4 separate regions of the Mus musculus genome follow, and regions 1, 3 and 4 are each linked to region 2. A link is a loop called in an ENCODE intact Hi-C map of the cell type or tissue named here. Cell type or tissue: heart. All regions are shown on one strand. Each heading gives the region's core, and the rest is flanking DNA. Links, peaks and the distances in the headings are about the cores only. Region 1 overlaps Aff1 (AF4/FMR2 family, member 1). Region 2 has its middle 17 kb from the start of Klhl8. Region 3 has its middle 13 kb from the start of Aff1. Region 4 has its middle 22 kb from the start of Gm25721.

What was found. Peaks named below come from ENCODE experiments on the same cell type or tissue, not always from the same donor. Only the 100,000 strongest peaks of a DNase experiment are listed, where the experiment ranks them.
Region 1: it touches region 2 in a loop (6-fold over the local background); 23 of 42 quality-filtered maps call a loop at or near these places.
Region 3: it touches region 2 in a loop (4-fold over the local background); 2 of 42 quality-filtered maps call a loop at or near these places.
Region 4: a loop joins it to region 2, with 4 times the contacts of the local background. A loop is called at or near these places in 17 of 42 quality-filtered maps.

The regions. Positions count from the first base shown.
Region 1 is chr5:103,852,054-103,860,325 of GRCm38, reverse strand. It overlaps Aff1 (AF4/FMR2 family, member 1), which reads right to left. Exons shown (of 20, transcript NM_133919.4): 20 at 5,004-8,272. Among named protein-coding and RNA genes, the nearest start is that of Gm42139, 29 kb to the left of the region's middle. In heart, for the core only: a CTCF peak has its summit at 3,843 (motif pointing left); a DNase peak (open chromatin) is centred at 4,525; H3K27ac peaks cover 262 bases.
Region 2 is chr5:103,923,883-103,932,154 of GRCm38, reverse strand. No RefSeq gene overlaps it. Among named protein-coding and RNA genes, the nearest start is that of Klhl8, 17 kb to the right of the region's middle. In heart, for the core only: CTCF peaks have their summits at 4,564 (motif pointing right) and 5,556 (motif pointing left); DNase peaks (open chromatin) are centred at 4,254 and 4,564; H3K4me3 peaks cover 611 bases; H3K27ac peaks cover 522 bases.
Region 3 is chr5:103,739,111-103,744,110 of GRCm38, reverse strand. It overlaps a transcript of Aff1 not described here. Among named protein-coding and RNA genes, the nearest start is that of Aff1, 13 kb to the left of the region's middle. In heart, for the core only: a CTCF peak has its summit at 2,531; no DNase peak of the experiment used is centred there.
Region 4 is chr5:103,676,332-103,684,603 of GRCm38, reverse strand. No RefSeq gene overlaps it. Among named protein-coding and RNA genes, the nearest start is that of Gm25721, 22 kb to the right of the region's middle. In heart, for the core only: a CTCF peak has its summit at 4,058 (motif pointing left); a DNase peak (open chromatin) is centred at 4,073; H3K27me3 peaks cover 273 bases.

The DNA of each region.
Region 1 (8,272 bases), core at 1,396-6,395, 71 kb after region 2:
CAAGTGAAGCACTTGCCCCCACCTTCCATGCCTAAGCCGGGAGGGGCACACGGACGTGGAAGAACCTGAAGTGAGGGGAAAACTAACCCGGTGACAGGAGTAGGAGTCTAGAGGCCAATTACACACTATAATTGAGAGATGGTAGACTACAGAGAAGAGGGAAGAGGAAGAAGAGGGTTATTGGAGGTCAATAGATAAAGCAGGATTGGACAAGAGACGGGAGAGAGGAGGAGTGGGTGCATTAACCAAAACCAAGGAGCTAAGAAAAAGTCCTTGTGCAAACCCACTTCTCAGCGAACTTTAAAATATAGCTGGAAAAAAAAATAACTGGAAAAGTTTGGAATTACCTGTATGGATGGACAATTGTGCTCCTAAATGGAAATGACCATGCAAGGCATAAGATGCCTCCCTCAGAGGTACTGGCCAGGGAGGTGTGAGAGGCTCCCCAACAACACAGGTTGCCATCGCCTTTGCTTACCCACTAAATGCTGTTTCCTTTATTTATGTCTGTGTGTGTACACGGTGCTGGTCAGGGTATTTCTTCATAGTAACAGGAGACAAGACAAAGACTGTCATTTGCTGACACAAGCTTTGCATGGAATGCTTTTGTTAACATTCACTTTGACATATCTGCAATTTTAATTACATACAAGGGTTTCCTTGGAGAGAGAGAGAGAGAGAATATGAGAATTCATGGACAGGCTAGTGTTTAGTATAACATTAGTTTACCATAGCAAACTAGCAAGATCTTTTCTTTGGCTGTTCGTATTGCTCTTCCGTGTGTGTGTGTGTGTGCACTGAGGTTTTGGTCATCATCTATTTTAAGCAGTGTATGTTGAGATATCTGCTTCCCTTCTCGGTTCTGTCACCTGGGATTTCATGATGAGTTGGGGTTTGTTTGATTGCAATTCTGCGGTCAGTCCTAGGGCCTTTCTTACTCTCCCAGTGAGCCCCATCTTCAGCCCTTGTTTATTGAGACAAGATGTCTGTAGTTGAAGCTGACCTAGTTGTGATCCTGCCTCAGGCTCCCAAATGCTGAGGGACAAGGTGAATTACCATGCCCAGGTTTAAGCAGTCTTAGGCTGGTTACTTAAGTATCAGTGGTGCATGCGCAGTCTTAGGCTGGTTACTTAAGTATCAGTGGTGCATGCGCAGTCTTAGGGTGGTTACTTAAGTATCAGTGGTGCATGCACAGTCTTAGGCTGGTTACTTAAGTATCAGTGGTGCATGCGCAGTCTTAGGGTGGTTACTTAGTATCAGTGGTGCGTGCGCAGTCTTAGGCTGGTTACTTAAGTATCAGTGGTGCTTGTGCAGTCTTAGGCTGGTTACTTAAGTATCAGTGGTGCATGCGCAGTCTTAGGCTGGTTACTTAAGTATCAGTGGTGCATGCGCAGTCTTAGGGTGGTTACTTAGTATCAGTGGTGCATGCGCAGTCTTAGGCTGGTTACTTAAGTATCAGTGGTGCATGCGCAGTCTTAGGCTGGTTACTTAAGTATCAGTGGTGCATGCGCAGTCTTAGGCTGGTTACTTAAGTATCAGTGGTGCATGCGCAGTCTTAGGCTGGTTACTTAAGTATCAGTGGTGCATGCGCAGTCTTAGGCTGGTTACTTAAGTATCAGTGGTGCATGCGCAGTCTTAGGGTGGTTACTTAGTATCAGTGGTGCATGCGCAGTCTTAGGCTGGTTACTTAAGTATCAGTGGTGCATGCGCAGTCTTAGGCTGGTTACTTAAGTATCAGTGGTGCATGCGCAGTCTTAGGGTGGTTACTTAAGTATCAGTGGTGCATGCGCAGTCTTAGGGTGGTTACTTAAGTATCAGTGGTGCATGCGCAGTCTTAGGCTGGTTACTTAGTATCTGTGGTGCCCAAGAGCTGTTTCAGATCTCCTCTCTTGTTCTCACCTGCTGTTGAATGAGGCAGAACTGTACCATTTCCAACCGGTTTTCTCAAGTTGTTGTGAGCCCTGGAGCTCCGTTCCCTGGTCTGGAGAGTCAGTCAGTCCATTGAACGCGGTTCACACAGTGGGATGCTGTGGTTCTGAGAGCCTTTAAAGGATTTTGTATCTTCAATGCTTCTGCCGCATGTGGTGTTAAAAGAATTCAGAAATATCGCCAATATCATCACTATTGTTCCAGAACCACTTTTAATATTTGGGTTTTTTGAGAAGGCATTGCTATGTAGCTTAGGTTGGCCTTGAGTTCACTATGTAGCTCAGGGTAGCCTTAAACCTGCTGCAATCCTCCTGACTCAGCATCCCCAGTGCTGTAGAGGCATGCAGCACCACACCAAACTGTCCATGCCCCGGTCTTATAAAGTGGCTTGCTTTCCCTCCAGCCATTCCCATTTCCCGATGGTCGATCTGGATGTCTTCCATGGGTGCCTACACTGCCATTTGTGCCCTTTCTTCCCTCGCACAGTTTCTTGGATCCGGACCTTTTTTTGCAAGTGAGATGTTTCTACCCAGACCATTTTCTGTTTTTCCTGAAGTTACTTTGGTGGTGTGCTGCTGTGGAATCTTGCTTCAGGCTTGTTTGTTTGCCCTTACTACCCTGCCAGCTCCCATTCTAGGTCGCGCTTTTTGTGGGAACCCAGGAGTAACTTGCACTCTGTTGGTGCCTTGTTTCCCTTGAGCACTAATGGACCTCTGTGGACCCTGCTCTTCCTGTCCCCTGCACATCTGAAGTTTTTTAAAGTCTGCCTCTGTCGTGGTGCAGTGTTTCATGGTATGTGTAGACATGGCTTTCCTTGAGTGTGTCCTGCTAGCACAGTTAGTACAGTTTGTGACACAGATTTAGGCTTTTCTCTTCTGAGCACTGCAGCTGTGGGCCACGGGTGTTCTTTCAATTCCATGTTATTTTATTCCCCTCTTTTCTTCCTTTCCCAGGGAATGTGTTGTGTGTGTGTGTGTGTGTGTGTGTGTGTGTGTGTGCATGTGCATATAGCAGGGGCATGGAGATTAGAAGACAGCTTGCAGGCACCAGTTCTTTCTCTGCCATATGGGCACAGGCTTGACAGGAGGTGTCTTCACGCACTGAGCCATCTTGCCTGCTCTTGGCTTTTTTTGCTGAATGCTTTGATTTTTCTTTAATGCTTGGGGGGCACTACACACACACACACACACACACACACACACACATTCATACTCTTACATATGCACATGCATATACATTAACACACACACACACACACATATACACACTCACACACACCCCTACACAGCCATTCATACACTCTTACATATACACATACACACATTCATACTGACACACACACACACACACACACACACACACTCACACTCCTTTAGTAGCTGATAATCCAAGTATCCAGTGGCTCACTTTTCCTCACAGTGCTATTCTTGCTTTCTGCCTGCTGGTTTTTATTTTGTGAACATGAGCACAAGCTCAAGGCCAGAGAACAAAACAGGCGCGGGGCATGATGGGACACAGAGTTCTTGTGTCTCCTTGCTGTGGTGCTACAGAGTTTGCTCTCAAAGTCCTTGTGAGACACTGGCCGCTGTCCTCAAGGCAACAGACAGGGGCTGCCCTGTCTGCTGGACACTCCCATTGACCCAGGAAGCGGCCCAGCTTTTCTGTGAATGTTGATGCTCCCCCCAACTCCCCCACTTCTAAGAATTTCTGGGGTTGAACTGGGTTTTAACTTTAGGACACTACTACACTGTTGTGCAAAGAGGCCACATCATTATATTCCCACAGAAACACAAAGTTTTCTAGTTCTGCACATTCCTTTCAACCTCTGGTGTCATCATTACCTTTGGTTAAATTCTTTCAACATGGTGTGAAGGGTCACTGTGGTTAATACCAAAAGAAACGGTTGCCATCTAGTGTCCAGTTGTACACATTACATCTGGGAAACCTAGCCCTAAGGAGAAGCCTAGCTTCAAAACTGGCTGGTTAAAATTTGTATTTCCTGTCTGTTAGCATACTAAGAACAACATGAGCCCAGGTTTAAAATATTCTTTCTCTTCACCACATTATTACCTCAGAAACTAGGCTGGTGGCTTTAATTAAAAAGTTTATTTGGGTGGGGTGGGGGCGGGGAACAGAACCACTTATGTGTTTTCTCCACCATGTGAAACCCAGAGATCTGAACTCAGGCTGTCAGGCCTAGTGGCAAGTGCCGTCGTCACCTACTGAGCCATCCCACTCACTGTCCCTGAGCCCTCTCTAATCTCTGGAGGTTCATTAAAGTCAACACTAAAAGGCTGCTCCTGATTTCATCCACCTTCCGCCCCAAGGCCTTAGTGGTGTAAGGGTTTACACAGGTGGAGTGGCTGAAGCCTGTGGAGAGGGAAGGGCGGAGACTGCCCTGCTGCCTCAGACCCGCCACACCCTTTCAGGAGAGGCATCTGCACCAGTGTCCTGAATCGCAGACGTGCAGGGAGCACCAGGGTCTCTTCACAACAGTGTAGTAGTGTCCTAAAGTTGACCTAGACAGTGTGAATGTGGAGACCCAGTGTCAGCTGCCACAGGCTCCTAGGCCCCGGGGAAAGGACATGTGCAGGTGAGCAGGTGGCCTCAGGAAAGGAGAGAAGGAAATAAGCAGTTTGTCCTTTGAAGGGTGTCACACACCATGGCAAAGCGCCTGTGTCACTGATCAGTGCATGTGTGTGCGGACTGTGTGCCTTCAGATACAGGTATAAATACTGATAAGGACCCTGGGGCCCTAGCATCGCCCTGGACAAGCCTAGAGCTCCCGGACTCCTCGGATGCCACTTACCCAGTGCCTGCTCGGTTACTAAAGCAAGCCTGGTATTTCTAAGGCAAGCATCAACTCCTCCCATAGAGTATGGATGGTCTGTCTGCCCATCAGTTTTGAAGTCAATCCTAAAGAATCGTGTTTTAACTCTGAGTTTCACAGAAAGCCCCAGTGCATATTTGAAGGGCAGTTCACATTTCACTCTTGTGAGGTCAGCTCCAGAAAGACCCTGGCTCAACAAACAAGAATCCTCTCATTTGAACAAAATAAAAGCCACAGGCTCAACTCCAATCATTTCTCTAAATTTTTATTAAATATCCTTTTTTTTCCCTACAGTTTGATCTTGTGGAAAGGAAAGATTGTGAAGATGAACAAGTCAATTACCTTTTCTAAGACAGCACTTAGTCCTTGTTACAGAGAAAAACAAAAGATCTGTGGCACATCATCTTTGGAAAGATCTTTTGCAGTTTCTTTTAAAAAAAACTCTCACAGATCACGTCTGCCCCCTTTCAGAGTCTCCCATGAGGCAGATGAACCCCATTCACAGAAGCCCCAGGGGTGCCGTTCCACTGCTGATGCTGATTTTTACATCTGTGGTGCTCCCCGTATTTGCACTGCGCATCTTCACCGGGAGCCTGGCTGCTTCCCCAGCCTGCACACAAAACCACTGTGCTGATCAGAGCTGGCACATTATTCCATGATAAAGAAAAACTCATTAAAGGCAGACCAGTGATTCTCATTATCACCTTGACAACATACTCCTTTTTAAAGCAATTTTAATACCAAGATTTGACTTCTAACATTTTAAGAAAGAAAATATATAATATATAATATAATATATAATGGTAATAAATTAAAAAAAAAAGGCAACCCTGCTCAGGTATCATCCAAAGCATGATCACATTCAGAAAAAAATTAAAATTCGGGACACACATGGACACACCCCACCACGAACAGTGTACCCGCGATATCATGAGATGTGCAGTGTTCTTAGCAATACATGTCATGGCCTGAATGAAAGGCAAACGTAATACTGCCTGTACTGAGCATTGCTAAAACATCTAAGCAAAGTGAGTTCATCTTCCTTAGGTCAGCCTCTGCCCCCCTCCCCCCGCCCCAGCTCAACAGTGCAGCCCGGCTTGCCTGCCGCCAGCCTCAATCCGGTGTCCTATGGGGACAAATATAGCAATATACAGGCTTGCAGAGAGCTCTACGCTTCCTTCCTGTCCTCTGGCTCCCTCTTAGGTAGGGAAAGAGGCACTTCTCTGCCCACCACAGTAACTGCTGATGTCTGACGCACAGCGGAACAGAACAGAGTGTGATTCACCCCCAAGGAACCAGGAAATTTTACAGTCGCTCAAAGAAATGTGGTGATGCGGTGCTTGTCAATGCATCAGTAAGAGGCACGGCTACCAGACAGCTGCTCTCAGTAAGTGGGAAACTGGACTGCATATGGAGGATCGCCTGGCAGAAATCCCAAAATCCCAACACATGCCCGTCTGTCCTTACACTTCCCTTCCACAGGAAAAGTCCTCTTGCCCAGTAGTTCCAAATGAGCCAAAACCAGGGGAAAGAGGCAGGGGGAGGGGGGCATCAAAATTGATCCTCGCATCTCCATAGCTCATTCTTCAATGAGAAAAACCTACACTTCTGTGTTTTAGACAGGAGCCCCTAAAACATTCTGAGGCGATTTAAATACTAACCATTGATGAAGAAGGTAACAGATGAAGTGGTAAATTTTCAAAGACATTTCGTAGTGTTGGGGGAAATAAGTCATTAAGAAGAAAAAGAATCTGTAAGAGGTATGGAAAGATCTTAGATATATATAATATTTTTTAAGCCCAACTCATCTCGAATTTCACAAAGCAGGAAAGGAAACATATAAAACCCATGAACCCACTCAAAGCCACAGCAAAACAAACAGCGTAACTTCAGAATTTATGTTTGGTCAGCAAAGGCACAAATACGTCTAGCTGAATCTCTCATCTTCTGCATCAGAGACCACAGCTCAAGAGCACAAGTCCTTTTATAAGTTACCAAACAGGAATCGTAGGACTTAAGGTCCTGTCCCTAACATCAACATAGTAAAGGCACATTTTCAATTAAGATGGGGAAGAGCCCGTTTGAAACTTCCTACAGATGAGGCTGGGTGGTGGTGGTCCAGGGAATGGATAGACATTTGTCAGAACCTCTACAAAATAAATGTCACTTTGTAAGGGACCATTAGCAAGCACTTGCTGGGCCCTCCTGCTCCTCCCTACTGCCATGTGGTCTGCCCTCTAGGCACCTTAACCAAGGGCAACCTGTTTTAGTAACAGGGTTTTTTACATGTATCTAATTTTAATTTTTTCCAAAAGAGAAAACATTATTGTGTTCCTCTACTTTGTGTCCCAGACAGATGGGCCACACACACCCTTTGTAGTGGCAAATGGAAGATTCATTCATTAAATGCTGCCCCCCCCCATAAGGTGGATGCTCTTCCATGGTTTTAAGAACATCAGATATTCAAAGGGGCTAATGTTATAGTCCTCCCAAAATAATCACCTCAGGGGAAAATTTGCCTCTGGTAAGTTTAAGCACACAGTGAACTGTGCAGATGGTATAAAATTTGAGTCTTCGGGGTTTTACAATAAGCAGCGCAGAACAGCCCTGGGGTTTTCCCCTGAAGAAGACAGACAAGGCTCATGCTCTCTAGGTGCAGTGTTGTGGGAAAACCAGCAGTGCAATAGCTACAGACCAAACTGGCACAAACGGATCCTGTCCAACTGCATTGGTTTTCAAGGTACAAATAAAACTGAGGAGAAAACCCACCCATTAAAGAATGAGGCAGCCTGTTCTTCCTACACTGGCTGATTCTGTCCAGGCAAGGGGCACAGTGATCTGCTGGCAGGATGTACACATGCTCTGGCAAAACTTCAGTAGGCCAGAACCTCTCACAAGGATCATAGCCATTTTACAACCAACAGGCTGCAAGGGATGCAGGGCTGTGGGAGAAAAGATCCTGATGAGCCCACAAGCCCCACTGTGCTAGGGACCACCTACCATACACTTCGACTCAGTCAGACATGGCTTGGCTTCAGAATATCAATAAAGAAAAGGGCTTAGCTGGATCACCGTCTTGGTCTATACTCAGATATGTACAAGGTAGCCATTTTCTGGCTTCATTCAAACCAGGAGAGAAGGCTGAGAAGACCAAGGAGTATCACAGACAGTTTGCCCTGAAAAACCTGGTATCGCACTCACCTAGAGACCCTGTGTAGATTTAACCAAGGTACCAAGAAAGTCCTGATGTTACCACAAGGACCACAGACATCATCACTAAGGAAAGATGGGTCTCCCATCTCCACTAATCTCCAAATGCACACAGACAAGCATGGCTGGCAGGAAAGAGAGGCAGGGGGAGCCGTAACACACCTCCATGGTGAACATGTGCAAATTCTACTTTCTTTCTAGAAGGGATTAAAAAGAACTGGCTTTTTAAAAACACTTGAGAGTATTCCAGTAGTAACCTTGAAGTCTCAAGGAAAGGCCTGTGTTTACGGGCAGGTGTGAATT
Region 2 (8,272 bases), core at 1,818-6,817:
GATTACTTAGGACAGTAGCCAGTCTCACCCAAACAAGGGAATACACAATGGCCTAGCTAATAGGTGGGTTTACCATAAAAGAGTTAGGGAATCCTCCTGAGACAGGTTTCTTCACTAGGCCCAAAGGAACAGCATGATCAGGCATTTACTAAGAACCCCTGGTGGTGGGCTTAACAATAGACTAGCATTACAACTGGCTCCCTTCTTAGTGGTAAATGAGGCCTGGTCCCTGCCATTTTTTGATGTATACATTCCTTTTGTTTTCTGGAGGCCTGGTCCCTGCCATTTTTTGATGTATACATTCCTTTTGTTTTCTGTCACTGTAACTTAGCGGATGTGTTCTCCTGGTTTCTTGTTATTCTTCTGTATAAAAAGTTTGATGCTCGATTTGACAAACTACACTCAGATTCAACATGCTCTCTCATGTCATCTTTGTTTGTCATTCGCTGACTCCTTCACCCACCTGCAACCAGAGACCCATTCCTCGCAGATAAGAGACCCAAAGGGGGGTTAGTTTGCAGCACTTAGCTATCAGGGAAATGCAAATCAAAAGTAGATTCCATCTCACTTCACTTAGAACACTGTCATCAAGAAAATAAATAACCTGGCATGGTGGTGGACACATTCAATGCCAGCACTGGTGGGGCATGGGGGGAGGCAGGTGAATGTCTGTGAGCTGGAGGCCAGCCTGGTCTACACAGTGAGTTCCAGGGCAGCCAAGATTACATTGAGAAGCTATGTTTCAAAATAAGATAAATAACAAGTGTGGTCCAGTTTTTCTTAATGCCGTGAGTGAATAAGTCTCCCTGCCCTTTCCAGGGGCCTGTCAGAGTGCACTAGGGGTGACTCGGGGTCCTCTGAGAGTGCGCTGGGGTCGACCCAGGGGCCTCCAGGCTATTTATAATGACCATGGCCTTTACTTTCTCTCCAGAGGCATCCAGAAAAGAAAATGCAAGTTTTTTATTTTTACGAGTTTTGGGGAGGGGTGGGGAGGGAGGAAGGGAGAGAGGGAGGGAGGGAGGGAGGAGAGGAGGGAGGGAGAGAGAGAGACTCAGCAACTCAATAGTACAAAGCTAGCTGCTATCAACAGTACTCAAGGGTGTTTTTCTGTAATAAAGACTGCTGACATTATTACAACCTCTCAGTAACTTCTACCATGTCTCCTCAGCCTTCTGCTGTGGTGGTAGAGGGGACCTTCACCCTGCTCTCTAGAAGAAACTAATACAATGCAGGGTTTCTTGAGTTGTTATTGGACGTCTTTCCAGTACAGGGCTTGGCAAAAAAAAAAAAAAAAAGAGTTAAGAATTAAGATTTACACATTTACCTGAAGATTTGCCATCAGTACACATGTTGGCTATTCACGGGGAAAACAGAAATTAAACCATGAAGAACTTTTGCATACCAAGAAGAATTTGCATACCAGTATTGTTTCCGATGGCTATAATGGGTGTGAGGACCCCAGAGACTTCAATTCAAGATTGCTGTTCACTGCTGAGATGCCTTTTCTGCCTCTATTACATAGCTTAATGATTTCCTGGGTATTAGCCCTATTGTGGATAGCCCTGGGGCTAATTATATTTGATGTTAATTCCGTTCTCCTGTGAGTGGCTTCGAACAAGAAATGAGTCAGCACTCAAGTGATTTCCTGTAAACCTGCTTACCACCTTAATTTGTAAAATAAAGGAGAGCTGATGATTGGGCAGAAAAAAGGGAAGGTGAACGGAAGGTGGGGGGAGAAGAAGGAGAAAATGGAAGAGGGAGAGGAAGAAGAAGAAAAGCAGAGCAGAAGCACATGGCCTGGAGAAACCACAAGTTCTAAGGGGTCTCACAGATGGAGAAGATGGTAGTGTAGCGGTAGATCTGCCCAATCTAGGCACACAGCATGTATTCATATTACCTGAGTTGTTTTCATTGCCTGGGCTACTTGGGATAGAGAGTTTTACTGCAACACTCTATTGGGCATTTTTCCTGCAGAATCAATCTGAAGATGAACTTTCATGTAGTAATGCTTAGATGAATTGATGGTTTCATAATTCCTGATAAAGATTTTATAGAACTCCTAAACTGATACAACTATTCTCAAGTCCCCTATAGAATAAAAGCTGCAAATAGAGCCCTGTAAACCTCCATGTGTTGTGGGCTAATTGCAGTAGGAAAGTAAAACAAGCTTTGAATGCATTAATGATCAAGAAAAACACTCATTCTAGGTCAGGGCCAAGGATGAGGCCACAGGTGTACACTGTGATAAATCAAGATCATATGAAACTGTGGCTTTCAACTTATAAGGAGCCTGTAGAATGAAACACTGCTTTGAACTTATAATCTGCATTCTACTGTAACTCCCTTTTGTGTAACATTTTATCTATGAGGCATTTTTTTTCTTACATAGAAGACTTTTTTGTATAAAAAGCTGAAAGCAAAAATAAAGATTTGGTGTAGCCCTTTTCTGCTTCATCCAGTGTGCTTGTGTCTGTGTGCCTGCCTTCCTTCCTTCCTTCCTTCCTTCCTTCCTTCCTTCCTTCGAACATTTTGAACATTCTTTAACTATTTATGAAGGAATGTGCATGTGGCTATTGAAAGACAACTTGTGGGGGGTCAGCTTTTTCCTTCTACCACCTGACTCAAGATTATCCAGCTTAGGTGGTATCCTAGCTTGCTTTTCTGTTGTTGCAATAAACACCATGACCAAAAGCAATCTGAGAAGAAAAGGGTTTGTTTGGCTTGCAGGTTACAGTCCATCCTTGAGCGTAGCCAAGACAGAAACCTGGAGGCAGGCACTGGATCAGAGACCCTAAAGGAATCCTGCCCATTCGCCTGCTTCTCATGGCTTGCTCAGCCTGTTTTCTGATACCCAGGATACCCGTGCCCAGAGGTGGCATTACTCACAGTGGGCTGGGCCCTCCCCCATCAACATTAATTAAAAACATGCCTCCATCAATGTGCCCGTGGTCCAACATGATACCGGTAATTCTTCTGTTGGGGTTCCTTCTGAGTGACTCTAGCTTGTGTAGGTAAAGCTTGACAAGTACACGTGGAAACACCTTCACCCCTGAGCCACCTCTCTTGACCCCACCCAAATTCCTTGTAATTGTTTTACCAGACAGCATTAGAAATCTAACACATTTTATCTGTTGAAGGCACCCTGAAAGGGTATTACTGTCATAGACATCCAGGATATACGTCTCCTTGGTGTTTTTTTATTTCAGCTCCTTGGTTCCCAACACAGGAAGAAGCAGGAATATACTTCATTCTGTAATGAGGACCCTTTGAACTTGCAATGACTGGGCCCACTAAAGAGCCCAAGGTGAGGGCAGCAAAGACCACTGGCTCTGAAGAAAAACAGATTTAAAACACTCTTCCTAAGTACGCAGTGGGGCCTGGAAAGCAGAGCTGCCCCTGCTTTTATAGTGGTTCCTTGGGGATGCTCTTGCAAGAGGAGAAAACGCATTTATTATGAGTCCATGACTGTGAGGCAGCCCTGTGATACAGCAGGGACACTGGTCTGTGGTAGAGCTCCTGCTTAGCAGGGACACAGCCCTGCCTCTATCCATACCCTCCCTCTCCAAGGAGCCACCAACCTAAAACTCCCAGCATTTGAGCTGCCTGCTTCTTAGTACTGGCTCTAGCTTATCCAGATAGATCCTGTGCCTTTGTGAACACAAGAGCCGTACTAGGTCCAGAATGCCAGAAATTTTACATTTGCAATATATTTTTAAAAAAACAAAACCCTTTATGGATTGTTTGTTTTGGCGTTACTCCACCAAGACTTAAGCAATCTACAAACGCTCTCTAGCAGTGAGCTACATCCCAGTTTTTATTTTTTACATTTACGGTTGTCTTAGGGATGAGAGTACAGAGCAATTTTCTAGCACTTGAGAAGTCCTGAGTAGCCTCGCTAGTGTAAGCAGAGTAAACCCTGCACCCAAGTGCCTATTCGTGCAAAATCCCGATGGAAAGGCCAAAAGTACAGTTCAGTGGCGGTGGACGCGTGCCCAACTAGTCCAAGTCCATGCTTGGCTCGATTTACTGCTTTGAGGTCTCTCCGTCGGAGAGAGGCGTCGTGGTGGCCAGAAATGAAACAGGATCAGGACAAGTCCAGGGCCCTCAGTCCCCCTCATGGTTACACCACTGCTTAACAGCTCCACCACACCCCAGTATCACCACAGCAGGCATAGAGTCATTGCCACATGTGCCTTTGAGGGGCGTTTAAGAGCCAAAGTCTCCAACTACAGCAGAGGACCTAAAAAGAAGGGACTGTATTGGATGAGAAAGTTGCATGTTCTTGAAAGCAAATTGTGCAGGCTCTGGGGATCCGCCAGAAGTTCAGAGTGCTGAGCTGAGAGAACTGAACTCATCACGGTGAAAAGAAACGTAAAGCGGATATACTGGTGTGTGCCGTGCGCCGCGGTGCCTACGCCGAAGACGCTGAGGCAGGAGCAGAGCTTGAGCTCACTAAAGGGAAGGTGGGAAGACCTTTACAAAAGCCTAACCGCTGTTCTAAACTTTCCTTCTGAGCCTATGAGCTCATTTCCTTCACTACTACTCCTTTACCAAGACCGTCCAGCAGAGGGCGCTCCGAGCGTTTACCAATTATTCAGTGGCACTCAATCCCTTCTCCACTACGCAGTTCCAAAAATAAATTTGACCGTTCTTGGGCTAGTTAATTGACTGGTCCTGTTTACTCCAGGAGGACATTAGGACCTAGTGGACTCTGCAGTTTGAGAATAGGCCCTTTCTTAGCTACTCTCCATGCTTAATAATAGAATTAATATCTTATTATATATTGTATATAATATGTATTATTATAGAAATAATAGTAATTTAATAATTTAAATACACACTTTGAAATATTGTCCCTCTTTCTCCCCTTCTTCTCCCTCCCTTCCTCCCTCTTTCTCCTCACTGTATCCCAGCGATACAGAGTAATTTTTCGTGCTTCATTAGCTATATAGCCCACACTGAGTGATAATTTATTGATAATTACGACTTTCTCAAATATTCTCTATCCAATTCATCTTAAATGGTAGTCCGGGATATTTTTATGCCTTCTCCTGGCGGTTTAAATACATCACAACGTTTCTGCATCTAAAGGAGAGATCCTTGCAGGAGAGAATGCAGCGCTGACTATAGCAAATAGTCGGCTTGTCTGGGGGTTTTTAGCTTATGAGATGCCTAAATAATGATGAAGACATCTTGGAGACCCCCTAAAAGAAGAAATTTTCATGGAATAATGTTTAAAATAATAAGTAAAATAAGGGTCAGCAAGATGGCTCAGAGAGTAAAGGCACTTTCCAACAAGCCTGACGACCCGAGTTGTAGCCAGAAACCCACCTAGGCGAGCTAACTCCCACAAGTTGCCTCTGACCACACACTGACTGTGATGTGCATGCACTCCACCTCTTGCCACGCAGAATAGTGTACTTTTAAATTTTAAATTAAAAATAGTAATACATTCAGGCTGGAGAAATAGCTCAGCAGTTAAAAGCCCTTGCTGCAGCTCTTGTAGAAACTTGTGTGAGTTCCCAGCACCCATACCTAATACCATAGGTCGCACGCCCTCTTCTGGTCGATGTGGGTACTGCATGCATGTGGTAGACGTACGCAGGCACACACAGAAATAAATTCATATTTAAAAAATAATAATTAAGAGCCGGGCGTGGTGGCGCACGCCTTTAATCCCAGCACTCGGGAGGCAGAGGCAGGCAGATTTCTGAGTTCGAGGCCAGCCTGGTCTACAAAATGAGTTCCAGGACAGCCAGGGCTATACAGAGAAACCCTGTCTCGAAAAACAAAATAAATAAATAAATAAATAAATAAATAAATAAATAAATAAATAAATAAATAAATAAATAAATAAAAAACAAAAAGGGATGAGGATGCAGTTAAGTTGTGGATTTCACGCATGTGTGAGGCCTTGAGTTTAGATCTCCTGGCACCACAGGGGAAAAGGAAGAAAAGAAATTGAAATACTTTGACTTTCTCCTGTGGGTTATCTAAAATGAACACAGATGATAATGCTGTAAATTTTTATATATCAAAATATATCATATAAAAACTCCATATATAAATATAAGATGTAAAACCAAGAAATTTTAAAGAGAATATTTGTATGTCCCACAGACAAGATTCTGTTGTCTCTTCTACTTCCTGCTGTGATACCAGGATCTCAATGTACTAAGTTCTAATTATACAACCTAGTAATTTATTATAAGTGTATGCCACTTATAGGTTAGGGGTTCCTTTTCTCTTTTTTCCTCTTCTTTTCTTTTCTTTTCTTTTCTTTTCTTTTCTTTCTCCTGTTTTGAGACAGGGTCTCCCCATGAAGCCCTGGTTGGCCTGGAACATTCACTATGTAGACCAAAGTTGAATTCACAGATATCCACCTACTTCTGCCTCCCAGGGGTTGGTATTAAAGGCCTGTGCCACCATAGCCACTTAGAATCTCTTAAAGAAGATATAAAAAGCTCAGCCTACAAAGTAAAGATTGGTCAGTTTTATTACTATCCATTCAAAATATGCCATTAGAAAGCAAGATTGTTAAAAGAGATCTTTTAACAACTTACCATTAAGTGTTGACTGCTTGCCAAAACTAGGTGGTAAAACCATATTACTGAAGACAGCATGTGCTCTGGCCTCAGAACATGGAGAAATAGGCTATAACTTGAATGAGAATTCTCTAATTACTTTTTACATGGAAAGTGTAAGGGAAATGGACAGAACTGGACATCATGCTAATCAGGTTAAGACAGATTAAGAAAGGCAAATCCAAGCCAGATGTAGAGGTGCATGCCTTTAATACCAGCCCTTGGGAGGCAGAGGCAAGCAGATCTCTCTGAGTCCAAGGCCAGACTGTTCTACATAGTGAATTCCAGGACAGTAAGGACCACTAGTAAGACTTTGACTCAAACAAACAAAGGTTGATGCTATGTTTCTTTCTTATGCAGAATCTGGATTTAAGTTTATATGTGTGTATGCATATATAGGTCATGAATGTAGAAAGGGGACCACAAGAAGGAAGGAAAGAAGGAAGGAAGGAAGGAAGGAAGGAAGGAAGGAAGGAAGGAAGGAAGAGATCTTAGGAGGTGGGATATGGAGTTCATGTTCTTGAGGCATAAGAACATAAGAGAGGACAGTAGGGAGGAAGGAGAGCAGCAGCACTGTATGGAGGGAGGAAGGAGAGCAGCACTGTATGGGGGAGGGAGGAGAGCACCACTGTATGAAGGGAGGAAGGAGAGCACCACTGTATGGGGGAGGGAGGAGAGCAGCACTGTATGGGGGAGGGAGGAGAGCACCACTGTATGAAGGGAGGAAGGAGAGCACCACTGTATGGGGGAGGGAGGAGAGCAGAACTGTATGGGGGAGGGAGGAGAGCACCACTGTATGAAGGGAGGAAGGAGAGCACCACTGTATGGGGGAGGGAGGAGAGCAGCACTGTATGGAGGAAGGGAGGAGAATGCTGGAGTTCATCAAAAGACCCTCACTCACAAAGACCACAGAAACAGCCATCGCTGCAAACTGCATGAGGATTTTTATTATTCCAACATGTTGGGGACTCCCCTCTCAGCACACAGGCCAGAGGAGAGACCCAGAACAAAGAAAGAACACACATTTTATACCTTTGTAAGGGACAGATTTGAGCAACAGGGTAACTGGCTTATTCTAATTGGTGTAGCAAGTAACATTTTCAGACATTGGTTGGTTTGCACAGTGACTACCTCTGGCCTAGTGACTCACTGTGCCTGCCCCTATGGTGGGTTATTATGATTTGGTCAGCAAAGCAATAGTACATTTTGAACTTATGGGTTAGCTATTAACGTTACAGCTATCGACAAGGTCAGGGTGGTTTGTGGGGTTTTTTTGTTTTTTGTTTTTTCTCAGAATTCAGTGTGGGGTGGAGTAGGGAGATTCTTTTAAGAACTGTTATTTTGTTATGGTTATTTCTCTGAGAACAGCTAATATTATTTTGGCAGCTGTAGTTTTAATCATTTTGACCGCCAAAACTATGTTTTTACATTTGTTTAGACAGCCAGCTTCCTTATCTGGCTCTTTACTTGGCCTGCTAGCTAGTACAATTTGGAAAGACCTTTTCGAAGGGGGAAGGTAGTGGGTGGTCTTGACTTCATTTTGGATATTACAGGAGCGGTACAGTTTGGAGGGTGGGAGGAGAGCACTACTATATGGTGGGAGGAAGGAGAGCAGCACTGTATGGAGGGAGGGAGGAGAGCAGCACTCTATGGAGGAAGGAGAGTGTCACTCTATGGAGGGAGGGAGG
Region 3 (5,000 bases), core at 1-5,000, 190 kb after region 2:
GGGTTTAAGAATTGAAAGGTAGGAAATATTTCCAAGTCTCTTGGGGATGTTTTGCCTTGGAGGAAGGGGCATGCATATATTCTCAGCACTTCATTGCTTCTGAACTATGCTAAGATCTGGCCTCTCACACACAAATGGGATTCCATCAACTCCTGGCATCTCTGTGTACCAAGGAAGACTTGAATTGCTTCTAAGTCCCAAGTACTGGGGAGATTATATGGAGCTCCACCTTCTAGTTAAATGCCAAATGTCTTTAAAATAGAGTGGATATAAGGAATAGAAAGTTAAATAACCAATTAAAGATTTTCACAGGCTGGAGAAATGGCACTGGCTGCTCTTCCAGGGGTCCTGAGTTCAATTCCCAGCAATCACATGGTGGCTCACAACCATCTCTAATGGGATCTGATGCCTTCTTCTGGTGTGTCTGAAGACAACTACAATGTACTCATATAAAAAAAATAAATCTAAAGCCGGGCGTGGTGGCGCACGCCTTTAATCCCAGCACTTGGGAGGCAGAGGCAGGCGGATTTCTGAGTTCGAGGCCAGCCTGGTCTACAAAGTGAGTTCCAGGACAGCCAAAGCTACACAGAGAAACCCTGTCTCGAAAAACCAAAAAAAAAAAAAAAAAAAAAAAAAAAATAAATCTAAAAAAAAAAAAAAGATTTTCACCATCAGTTGACTTGGGTAAGGGTGTTGCTGCTCTTGCAGATGACCTGTAGTGGCTATTCCTGTTGTCAGCTTGACTATATCTGGAATGAACTACAATCCAGAATTGGAGGGCTCATTTGTGATCCAGATCTTGAGGCATAGTGGCCATGAAAAGTTTAGGCCCTTGCAAGGTAGTACACACCTTTAATCCCAGAAGAGAGATCTCTGAGCTCAAGGTCAGCATGAGACAAAGCAAGTCCCAGATCCAGGCACAGTGGTACACACCTTTAACCTGGGCCTCGCCTTCTCCTGGAAACCAACCTAAGGACCTTGGAAGAAGGAAGATTCTTTCTTCTCTCCTGCTTGCACTTACTGCCAGCACCTCTGCTGGAACCTACTCTTCAGGATTCCAGCTGATACAGAAGACCAGCTGAGACACCCAGCCTCATGGGACTGAGCAACTACTAGGTTCTTGGACTTCCCGTCCACAGCAGTCTATTGCTGTACTGCAGACTGGAAGTCATAACAACAAATTCCCTTAATATATAGAAACCATCCGTAAGTTCTGTGACTCTAGAAAACCCTGACTAATACAAGACCTGAGTTCCATTTCCACAATGGCGCATAACTACCTTATTCTGACCTCTTTGGGTACCCATACATATAGGAAAACACAAACACATAAGGCCTATTTAAGGAGATCCTAGGGCTTGGGTGGGAATCTGAGTAGTATTGGCAATACTCAGCACGTTTGAATTACTTCCCCAGCACACAAAGTGAAGGAGGGAGAGGAGAAAGGAAGCTTTAGCAATAGAGGCTTTGAGGTTCCCTTAATGGAAGGTATGTCCCTTGCTAATCCATCTAGAATTTGGTCAAGGTGAGCTCACAGCTGGAAACTTCTCCCTGTTGATAACAAACTTGTTAATGTCCTACAAGGAAAGGACACCCCAAAGCTAGGGCAAGCTTCATGCTGGAAAATGCGTAACTTATGGGGCTGTCACCTGAAAATTCACCTAAAGGCCCACTTCTTCTAGACATGAGGGTGAGCCCTTGGTGTCTTTAGACCAAAGTCTGAGATCAACAGCAAGTGATGTGTTAGGGATGATATGTAAGAATTTTAAGCTTAAGCCACCTGTTCTAAGTGCTTTACTAATAATTAATCCCTACCACAAACCTTCACCCACTCAGTGTGGCCACCCTTGCGGTACACAGATAAGGAACAGGAGCCTGGTGAGATGACCAGCTTTCTCACAGTCACCATCTGGTAAGGACCTGACTGAGATAAGGTCCTGACAGCAGGGTCCAGCCTCAGAACCATGAGACTCCACAGCCTCTCTTGGGAAGCTGTTGTTAGGCCAGTTCAGTAGGTCAAGGTGACAACCCTACCCGAGTTAGATCCAGGAACCCATGCAGTAGAGGGCAGACTGTGATCTCACTCTATATTGTAGCACTCATGATCATGTGTGCATACACACAATCCCACACACAGACAGACAGACAGACACACACACACACACACACACACACATCATATATGCACATGGGACCCAAAAAGTCACACAAAAACGTTAAAGCTCTTGTTAGCAGGGCAGAATGGTGCATTCATAAATCCAAGTCCTAGGAAAATGAAAAGCTGGAGATTCAGGAGTTCAAGATCACCCTAGCCTATATGAAACTGAAAAAAAAAACAAAACACACAGACATACACAGACACAGGAGAAAGAAGATAGACACACACAGAGTCAGACAGAAAGACACACACACACACACACACACACACACACACACACGCAGGGGAGGCTCTTTCATTGAGGAAATAGTCCCAGATCTTTAGAAACAATTTTCTGCCATCTAGCTATGTTTTGGAACATTACACCAAAATGAAATTACTTTTGAGTTGGTTTGGTCTGGAAACATTTGGGTTTAGAAGAATTTCAGTGCCTAGAATCAAAATGCCTACTATTTTCCAATGACCAAAGATAAGGATGTAAAAAGCTATTTAAAGTAAATTAAGACCCTATACTAGTCTCTTTACCAGATGTTTCAGGGAGCATAGCCACAAGTCACATTACAGATATAGTTAGGATTTGAATAGGCCACCAGCAGTTCTTAACCTGTGGATCACAACCCCTCTGAGTTAAATGATCCTTTTACGGAAGTCACCCAAGACCATCAGAAAACATTATGATCCATGACAATAGAAAAACTGCAGGTATGAAGTAGCAAGTAAAATAATGTTATGGTTGGAGGTCCTTACAACACAAGGAACTGTATAAAAGAGTTGCAACATTGGGAAGTTGTAGCACCCCTGGGCTACTCAACAATTTCAATATCACTCCACATCTGCCTGCTAAACAGCTGCACAGCTGCAGAGAGCCAGGGATACAGTAACCATTTCCAACAGTTGTACCTAATCCCAGGGGAGAAACCAGGTGGGCTTGTTGAATGCTTGTAATCCCAGCACTTGGGCAGTAGAAGCAGGAGAATCGGCTTAAAGGTCAGCTACACCAGTTTTACTCTGGGACATGTGGGTCCCTGTCTTAAACAGGGGAGCCTTTCCAATTCTCTATGCCTTTATTCTGGGAGTTTTAAGCAAGTTTTTGGAGAAGTTTTTGGGCAGTCTCACCCTGCTTATCCAAAAGACTTAAGCCCTATTTTTTTTCCTGATAAACTTTCATGACAGCTGTAACATGTTACCCAAGACATGCTTGGCAAGAGATTACTTTTCTCCAGTGTCCAACGCTCATGGATGAAACCTGCTAATGGCCAATCGGAATCTGCTCTTGGGGAGACCTCAGGGTTCAAAAGGTCCAGTGTGGCCGGGCAGTGGTGATGCACACCTTTAATCCCAGCACTTGGAAGGCAGAGGCAGGCGGACTTCTGAGTTTGAGGCCAGTCTGGTCTACAAAGTGAGTTCCAGGATAGCCAGGGCTACACAGAGAAAGCCTGTCTGGAAAAAAAACAAAAAGAGCTCCAGTGTGCAGCCTTCCAGAGAGGACTCCCCCCAGCCCTGACTTTTCTTCTGCCTCAAAAAGCTTTTGATCTTTGGATTTATCCCCCCTGTAGGTGTCTAGCTGCCTTGCACAAGCTGTGCAGCCTTCAGGAGGTGCTAAATCAGTACCTACAGAAGAACTAGGGCTTCACTCAAGTCTGAGTCACTGTCAGCTCCAGACACTAGGCTGTCGAGTCCTGGGTCAACTCCCAACTCAAGGTCCTATGTCAGAGCCAGCATATGCTAGGAACAGAACACAGTGTCTCTATGCTACAAACACACAGCTTAATGGGAGCCTACAAGCAGTGTGGGAGCCTGCACAGTGTCCTAACAGGAGAGTCCAGGGAGAAAAGCAAGAGGGACTACCAATTAGGTAACTGGAGAAACAGGGCAGAATGAACTAGAAAGCACAGAGCCCTCTTGCTTATTTTATATGAGGGAATTCAGGGGACCATTATTTTTTTAGTTTTAAGTAGGCAAAAGTGGAGACAAGCAAAGTACTATCACCTCACCCAAAAATATTTTAATGTTGATTAATTAAATTATAAACTATTAACTTAGGGACTGGAGAGGTGGCTCAGTGGATAAGAAAACTGACTGCTCATCCAGAAGTCTTGAGTTCAATTCCCAGCAACCACATGGTGGCTCACAAACGTCTGTAATGGGATCTGATGCCCTTTTCTGGTGTGTCTGAAGACAGCAACAGTGTGCTCATATACATTTAAAAAAAAAAAAGTCTCTTTAAAAATACCCATTTCTTAATGAATTTCCATTCACAGTACAAACTGTCCAGTTAGTTTTCAAATGTAGCTGCTGTGTTCAGGATCCCTTTAAAATGGGGTTAATAGGTCTCAATCAAGCTTCCCTATAATCCATATTCTCTCTTTGTAGCCCTGGCTGTCCTGGAACTCACTCTGTAGACCAGGCTGGCCTCGGACTCAGAAATCTGCCTGCCTCTGCCTCCCAAGTCCTGGGATTAAAGGCGAGCACCACCACTGCCTGGCCTCTCTTATTACTAGAGATTTTGTTTAAGGGCTGGGGCATTTAATCAGCCATTTGTCATGAGTGACTGACCCAGCAGTCAACATATCAGCACAGAACAGTGCATTTATCTCAATGAAAATGCAAAGAAACAGAACCAACACCAGAAGCGATTTCACTGTCGCTGAGCTAGATGGTATTCTGTGTTCCCATCACCTATACAGCCCCTTCCCCTCTAGTCTTAGCAACAATATATGTTGTCAAACTCCAGGAGTGCGCAAGCCTGGATAAGTGAGATTTCTATACCATGTCTTATTAATGAAATTTTCCATATTAAATTGACACTTCAATAACTGACAGGTAGCTGGTGTGTGGTCAC
Region 4 (8,272 bases), core at 1,363-6,362, 250 kb after region 2:
CAGCCCAGGGATGGTTTGACTGTACTGCACTGTGAAAGAGAATTCTAACTGCTGTGTGAAATTGGAGCCAGAGAGGCAGGCAGTCATAAAGCCTTAAGGCCAGGAATGAAATGTATAGAAAGCCAGGTATAGGTTCCGGGCAGATAGTGAAGATCTGGACTACTTGGAAGGAAGATATGCAAACATGACCGGGAACACATGGTTGCCATTAAAAGAACCATCCTGATTTGGTCCTGAGTACATTGCAGGACACCCTGTTCCTAGTGACCTGGCATCGATTTTACTAGTAAGTGTGAGCTTTGCACTGAGTGTGGGCTCCTGCTTGCTTCCTCAGTCTGCTCCCTGCCCTAGCTTCTCCCATCTCCCTCGAATCTGTCTTCCACAGTGATGCTCCATGGTTTCTTTTAAACTGTGTGGTTTAACTTTTTATTTTAATAAAATCCAGACATGCACAGCATGTCCAGTGCTGTGGTTAAACTAAGACAACTCTTTTGTTTGTCTGGCTGGTTTGGTTTGGTTTTGGTTGTTTGAGATAGGCTCTCTCTAGGTAGCCCTGGAATTTGCTATGTGGACTTCACAGAGATCCACCTGCCTTTGCCTCCTGAGGGCTGGGATCAGAGGTGTGTGCCACCATTCCCCTATTTGGGGCGGGAGGGGGTAAGACTGTTTCTTAAGTAGTTCTTTTTGTCTTTGCTTTAAGAAAAAGAAATATTTATGACTAAAATTTAAATATCCAGTTATAAGTTAAGATAAACAGTACATTTTTATGGAAAACCATTTTCCCCCAACTCTAAGTAAAGTTGATGAAGTGGCTGAATTCCTTTATGTTTGTGCGTATCTTCAGTGCCTGCCTTAATGGAAGACTAAGGGATGCTGGTATCTAGCTTGTCACTCTGTTTGGTCGGGTGTTCAGCAAAAATCTCTGACCCCACATAGGTAAAACATCAGCTTCCTTTCTGTGACGCATTCTGCTCTGCTGGAAAAGCTCGTCCCATCCTCATCTTGATGTCTTGTACTGTTTCTAGTCCCTTAAGCCAGAACACTTTGGCCCTTCACACTAATATTCTATATTCTCAGTCCTTCCTTTTGAAGTAGAATCAGTTAGGTTGTGGGCTTAGTTCAGTGACAGAAGGCTTATCTGATGAATCCATAGCTCTGGATTTGGTCTCTAGCTAGTGTGGCTAGTGTGTTCATGTGCACACGTGTGCATGCATGCACACATACACGTAATATTGTATTTGTCCTTCAGAGCATATTTATTTATTTACTTGTTCATTTAGTCATTCCATAATCCTGGACTATCCTTGGCAAGGCACCTTGTAGGTCTTTGTGCTAGAAAGACAAGTAGGAAAAAAAATCTTACTCTGGAATAGGGGTTTTCAAACATTTTTCTCTAAAGCAAAATGTTTTAAGACTGGGTATGGTGCTACGTGTCTTTAATTGCAGCATTCAAGAAAGGGGGGGGGCAGGTTTATTTTATTTGATATTGAGTAGCTTTTACAGTCCTGACACTCACTATACAGATCAGGCTGGCCCCAAACTCAGAGCTCACACCTGCCTCTGCTTCTTGAATTTTCAGATTAAAGGTGTGCATCACCCAAGTCATGTTTGTTTGTTTGTTTGTTTGTTTGTAATGTATCCTAGGCTGGCTTTGAACCCTTTTTGTAGCTGAAGAGAATGGCCTTGAGTTCCTTCTGATCTCCTGTGCTCTTAGATAGCAGGCATGCACTGCTTTGTCTGGTTTTATGGGGTACCGGGGATCAAACCCAGGCCTTTGCATATGTTAGGCAAGCTACATATCAACTGAGCTATATATCCCAGGCCCATCGAGCTTTCTGTGAACAGCCAGTTAGTAAAAATGTAAGTTTCATTGGTCACCCGTGTTCTCTCACAAGCACTGAATTTAGCCATTAATAACACCAGAGTGCTGACATCCTTGAAAGGACCACTCCTCTGAGATAATGTTGTTTGCAAAAGCAGGTGCTAGGTTGTCGTTTGCTGACACCTGCTCTAAACATCAACAACTAACCAAATGGGGAAACCTGTAGTGAATGCTAATGAATAAGATACAGCAAGAAAATATGGAGAATAGAGAAGAATAGAGAAGCAAGGGGAAGAGTTTATGGAAGATGAGTCGGGAAAAGAAGTTAGAAGGAATCGAGGCTGTGCCCTGTGCTCAGGAGTCTGTGTTCTAAGACAGAGCCGGAAGAAGGCATATTGGTAAATAATAGAGTCGAGTTTCAGGTTGAAAGGGAGGAGATAAGAAAAGTCCACACTAGTCACATTATGGAGGAATTTAAGAGTATCAACAATGAAGAAGACATTCTGAGACCTTCTAGAAACAGGACACGTGATATTTGATTTCTTACAGGCACACCGGCTGCAGGGCAGTAACATTTATTAAATGCTACAAGACAAAACAGAAAAGTGTTGAGCCTAGAATTTTCAAAATAAACCATCTGAAGTGAGCCACCTCAAGTCTGATCGGGGCACGATGGCTCACCTCCAGAAACACAAAGGCAGGATTGTGTGGGAGAGGTCAACCTGGGCTACAGAGTAAGATCAAGTCTCAAAGGCAGAAGAAAGGAGCCGGATGTGGTGGCACAAGCTGTTAATCCCAGAACTTGGAGGGGGAGCATAAACTGGACAAGTTCAAGGTTGTCCTCAGTTACACAATGACTTGGAGGCTGGGCTCTGTGAAACTCTGTCTCCAGAAAACAACAACAACACACACATACACACACACACACACACACACTCACCCATGTGGGGGGCCACAATAAAACTGACAAATTCAAGGAAGAGTTATTACACAAGGACTAACTTTAAAAATAAATTTTTTTTATGCTGAGTGTGGTATGGCACATCTTTGATCCAAGCACCCCGAATAAGAGGCTGAGGCAGATGAGCTCTGAGCTCGAGGCCAGCCTGATCTACAGGATGAGTACCAGGACAGACGGGGCTATGCAGAGCGACCCTGTCTTGAAACAAAAACAATACTGAACAACTGACTACTTTTAGGCTAGCCTGGCATACATAGTGAGTTCCAGGACAGAGCTGCATGGTGAAACCCTATCTAAAACAACTGTGTGTGTGTGTGTGTGTGTGTGTGTGTGTGTGTGTGTGTGTGCATGTGTGCGTGTGTGTATAGGCTAGAGGATCAAACTCAGGCTTGGCAGCAAATGCCTTAACCTACTGAGACATATCCTTGGCCCCTTGGCTCTGTAGTTTTTTGGGAGGTTGGGGATGGGAGCAGGGCAGGGTTCCTATAGCCCAGCTAGCCTTGAACTCCTGATCCTCCTGCCTGCACCCAGAAAGTGCTATGGGGGAAGACACACCCCACCACAGCTGGCTACTGATTGCTGTTTCAGCCCTGTTTCTACAAGATATTCTGTTCCCCAGAGTCTGAGACGTAAAACTAACTCCCAGCAGCCTGAACATGAAATGCTAATGGACATAAAAGAAAATAACGATTAATACCTATGAATCAATGCACACACAACGAATACAAATGCGAAACTACCCTTGTCTTTGCTGCTGGTCCTGAGGCCAGAGCTAAGGTGCTGATGTCTCCTCTTTCCACTGCTTACTTCATATATATATATATAAAGTTTATTTTAGGAAGTACTGAAATGAAGGAAAACAAAAAGTCCAGATGTAGTTAATGTAGTCTTAAAAAAGGAAAAGGCCCCTAGGTCTAAAGCAGAGAGGAATGAAAATAAAATTAGATCAGTTACAACTCAGAATTGAAACCTAAAAAATTGTGAAATATTAATACGGTGGACACTTCAGGAGGAAGGATCGAAATGGACGCAGACCGAGCTAATTTGCTTACTATCATTATTTACTTATTTTTGTAGTGCTGGGAATTGACCTTGCGTATATTAGGCAACCCGTCTTCCACTAAAATATTTCTAAAATTTAAGAAATAATACGGATTGTCAGTTCTGGGCTAGCCTGGGGCACTTAATAAGATGCAGTGCTCCTCACCACAGGAACAGTTACTAGAACCAGCATGACAGGGAGGAACCAGTGCCCCTCAGCGTCTCTCTAGTGCCCTCTATTGGTAAGGCTCAACATTGCATGACCTGGCAAAGAAATTTTCTCTGACCAGGAAAAGGAAATGGAGCTGAAAGGCTCAAAACACACATGCATGCATCTCTACACATAATAAAAAATTAAACAAACTTTTTTCATTCCTTGTTTATTTTTGAGATGGGGTCTTTCTATATAGCCTGACTGTCCTGGATCTCACTATGTAGAACAGGCTAACCGTGGTCTCAGAAATCCACTGGCCTCTGCCTCCTGAGTCCAGGAATTAAAGACATACACCATTATTCCTTGAAAAATAAATGGTTTTTAAAAATTCAGTTCTGGGAGGCTGGAGAGATGGCTCAGTGGTTAAGAGCATTGACTGTTCTTCCAGAGGTCTTGAGTTCAATTCCCAGCAACCACATGGTGGCTCATAATCATCGGTAATGAGATCTGATGCACTTTTCTGAAGAAGGCTACAGTGTACTTAAGTATAATAAAATAAATATTTGGGCCGGAGTGAGCAGCAGGGACTGAGTGAGTGGAGTTGACTGGAGTGAGCAGAGGCCCTAAAAAATTCAACCCCCAGCAACCACATGAAGGCTCACAGCTGTCTGCACAAGTACAGTGTACTCACATACATTAAATAAATAAATAAATCTTTTTTTAAAAATTCACATACCTAGGATCTAAGAATTTGGTTCCGTGGCAGTCCACTTGGGCTAGTGTGCACAGAGCCCTGGCTTCAATCCCCAACAATCCCCTCCCCCACAATCCATTCACAAGAAGGCTCGTGTTGTTATATGATTCCACAAATACAATGGAACCAGACGGTCAAACTCATCTAAACACAAAGGTGACTGACTGGTGCTGCCACAGCCCAGGTCGGGAGGAAAAATGGAAGGTGGTTGCTTAACACACAGAGAACTTCAGTTGGGATGACAGAGAAATTGGTGGAGTCGAGAAGTTGCACAGTGATTGTTACACAAAATACGAATATATTTCACGATAAGTAAAAGCGGTAATAACTGTGGGGAGGGTTGTCCTTCCACGGTAGAGCATGTCCCAATCTCTGTGCTCCAACACCCAGTACCAAACAGCTCCACGAAGGCCGAAGTGATCAACTTCATTCAAAATAAGAAATGACTCAAGCACTGGCTACCTTAAACTTGATCAATTGATTTTGTGTGTCCGGCGGCTGAGGTAAAATACCATGACCAGGAGCAGGAAGGTCTTACTTGGCTTACAGTTCCAGAGGGATGAGAGTCAGGACGGGCAACTGTGGCAGTGAGCAGTGGACACACCGGAACAGAAATGAGGGCTCACATCTCCAACAGCAGGTAGGAAGCAGAGTCAACTGGAAGGAGGGTGAATCTTTCAACTCTCGGAGCCCGCCCCCAGTGACACACTTCCTTCAGCAAGACCACACCTCCTAGGCATCCCCAAACAGCCACTGGGAACCAAATATCAAGTGTCTGGACTGTGGGGGACATCTCTTTCAAACCACCATACATGGAGATTAGAGGACAATTTATAGGAGTCAATTATGTGGGTCCTAGGGACCAAACTCAGGCTCGGCAGCAAGTGTTTTGTTTGTGTGTGTGTGTGTGTGTGTGTGTTTTGTTTTTGTTTTGTTTTGTTTTGTTTTGTTTTGTTTTGTTTTGTTTTGCTTTGTTTTCGAGACAGGGTTTCTCTGTGTAGCCCTGGCTGTCCTGGAACTCACTTTGTAGATCAGCCTGGCCTCGAACTCAGAAATACGCCTGCCTCTGCCTCCCAAGTGCTGGGATTAAAGGTGTGCACCACCATGCCCAGCTGGCAGCAAGTGTCTTAACCTACTGAGCCATACCCTTGGCCCCTTGGTCCTGTGGGGTTTTGGGGGTGGGTTTATGGGCAGGACAGGGTTTCTATAGCCCAGCTAGCCTTGAACTCCTGATCCTCCTGCCTGCACCCAGAAAGTGCTATGAGGGAAGACACACCCCACCACAGATGGCTAAAGACTGACTGCTTTTCATTTCAGTCCTGTTTCTACTAGATATTCTGTTTCCCAGAGTCTGAGACGTAAAACTAACTCCCAGCAGCCTGAACATAAAATGCTAATGGACATAAAAGAAAATAACAATGGATCCTTATGAATCAGCGCACATGTAATGAATACGAATGTGAAACTACCCTTGTCTTTGCTGCTGGTCCTGAGGCCAGAGCTAAGGAGCTGATGTGTTCTCTTTCTACTGCCTACTTCCTATTTCCTTCGTTCCTATTTCAGCTGGTCTGCTGGCCTATGAAGTGTCCTAACCTCTCAGACAATGGGTTTTCCATTCCTTTGTGATGTGTTTGCTACACTTTTCTATTAGTATGTCCTACCGGGCATTGATGTAACACACACTCCTGCTCTGACGGTACAGTAGCCCCTCAGTGTGGTTGGGATTCTTGATGGTTGTGAGCAGTCACTCTCTCCGTACAGAGACCTTCTGTCCGGGTCACCAGGCTGCGGAGGAGCTTAAGACAGGCAAGCAGTAGTATCATATTCCACACTCATGGCCACATGGCTGGATCAGCAAACCTCAGAGCTACCAAGACAAGAAGAGACTTTTTCTGAGTAGACTGCTCATGAATAACTGTCTCTCCTGATCACGCATCTTGACTTCCAGACCTGGATACACTCACTGTGGAGGAAATGGTTGAAAAATAGTCTCTGACTTAACGCAAACGCCAAAGCTTGTAGGAACCCTGTCCTTAAAGGTGTCTTATCACTGCTGTGGTCTCCCTTCAAATTCCTAGTTTGAAAATCCCACCCCCAAACTAAACAGTATTTGGAGGCAAGGTCTTTGAGAATTGGTTAGGTTGTATCATGAGAGCCCGCACAAATGAGGTGAGATTCCGTTAATGTAAGAGAGTGTAGAGATAGCCTTCCCTCCTGCAGCAGTCAAGGACAGAGTGGAGAGAAGAGTTGGTTTGAGGCTGGTGTCTGCAGATGGCAAATAACGCTCTCAGCAACTGTGTTAGCCAGGTCAGCCTTGGTCTGCATCGTAGAGCGCATGCCCAGAATCCACCTTTCCCATCATGGACACATTGTGTATGAGCCCAGGGAGTAAGAAGAACAAGATTGTTTGGCTTCTACGGAGTATGTTATATTGTTCTGTAAGATCATGCTTACAGTGAGTCTCCTTTGGTTAACACTCACAAAGACATAAATATCTCTCCGATGCTGTCTTTGCTAAGAAAGGCCCGTGACACTCCTTACTCCCATACTTCTTTGGCGCCACAACTTCAGGTTTTTCTCTCTTTTGACCATCTGGCTGGCTGGATTGTTTCCATCTATACACAAGCCGATGGAAGGATACACGCCTTCTCATTGCAAACAAAAGAGATGTATTATGCTCCTAGGGCTGCAAAGACTAATTACAGTGTCATAAACACACACACACACACACACACACACACACACACACACACACACATACACACAGCATCAGAAGTGCCTTGCTTCTCAGCTCTCGAGGTGTAACATCTGAAGTAAGGTTAGTATGACTATGCTCCTTCTGCAGGCTCTTAGAGAGGCCTCTTCTTTACTTATGTGTAGTGTCTGTTGCCTTCTAGCAACCCTTGGCGAATGCTGGCTCAAGACATATCCCTCAAGTATTTGTCTCCATCATTAACACATGGAATTTTCCGTATGTGTCTGTGTCCAGATTTCCCTCTATTATAAGGGCATCTGTCACTGCATTTACGTGTCACTGAATTTAGGAACTATCCTGTCTGGTATGACCCCATTTTAACTCAAGGGCATCTGTAGCAATATCATTCTCAAATGAGGTCACAGTCACAGATAGACATGCCTTGGGGGTTGGGGGAAAATGACTTAGCGTGTGTAGAAGGCTATCCCACTGGGCAGGTTTTCCTTCAGCAATGTCAAGGTTATTACTGGGTGGGGCTTTGTTTAAGCACCTTACAAAGCTGTTGAAGTTTAACTAGAAATAGAAGTAGTTTCACATTATAAAATCTGCTATATACTTTTTATTACGTTTCTTATTTATCATGCATTTGTGTATGTGCCGGTGTGTATCAGAGTACGCAGGTAGAGGTCAGAGGACAACCTGCAAGACTGGATTCTCTCCTTCTATCACGTGTGTGGGACCTGGAAACTGACCTTGGAAACTTGCATCTCTACAAGTTGAGACAGCTTGCTGAGCCCTGGGGTGTGTGTGTGTGTTTGTTTAGGTTTTATTTGTTTGTTTTGTTT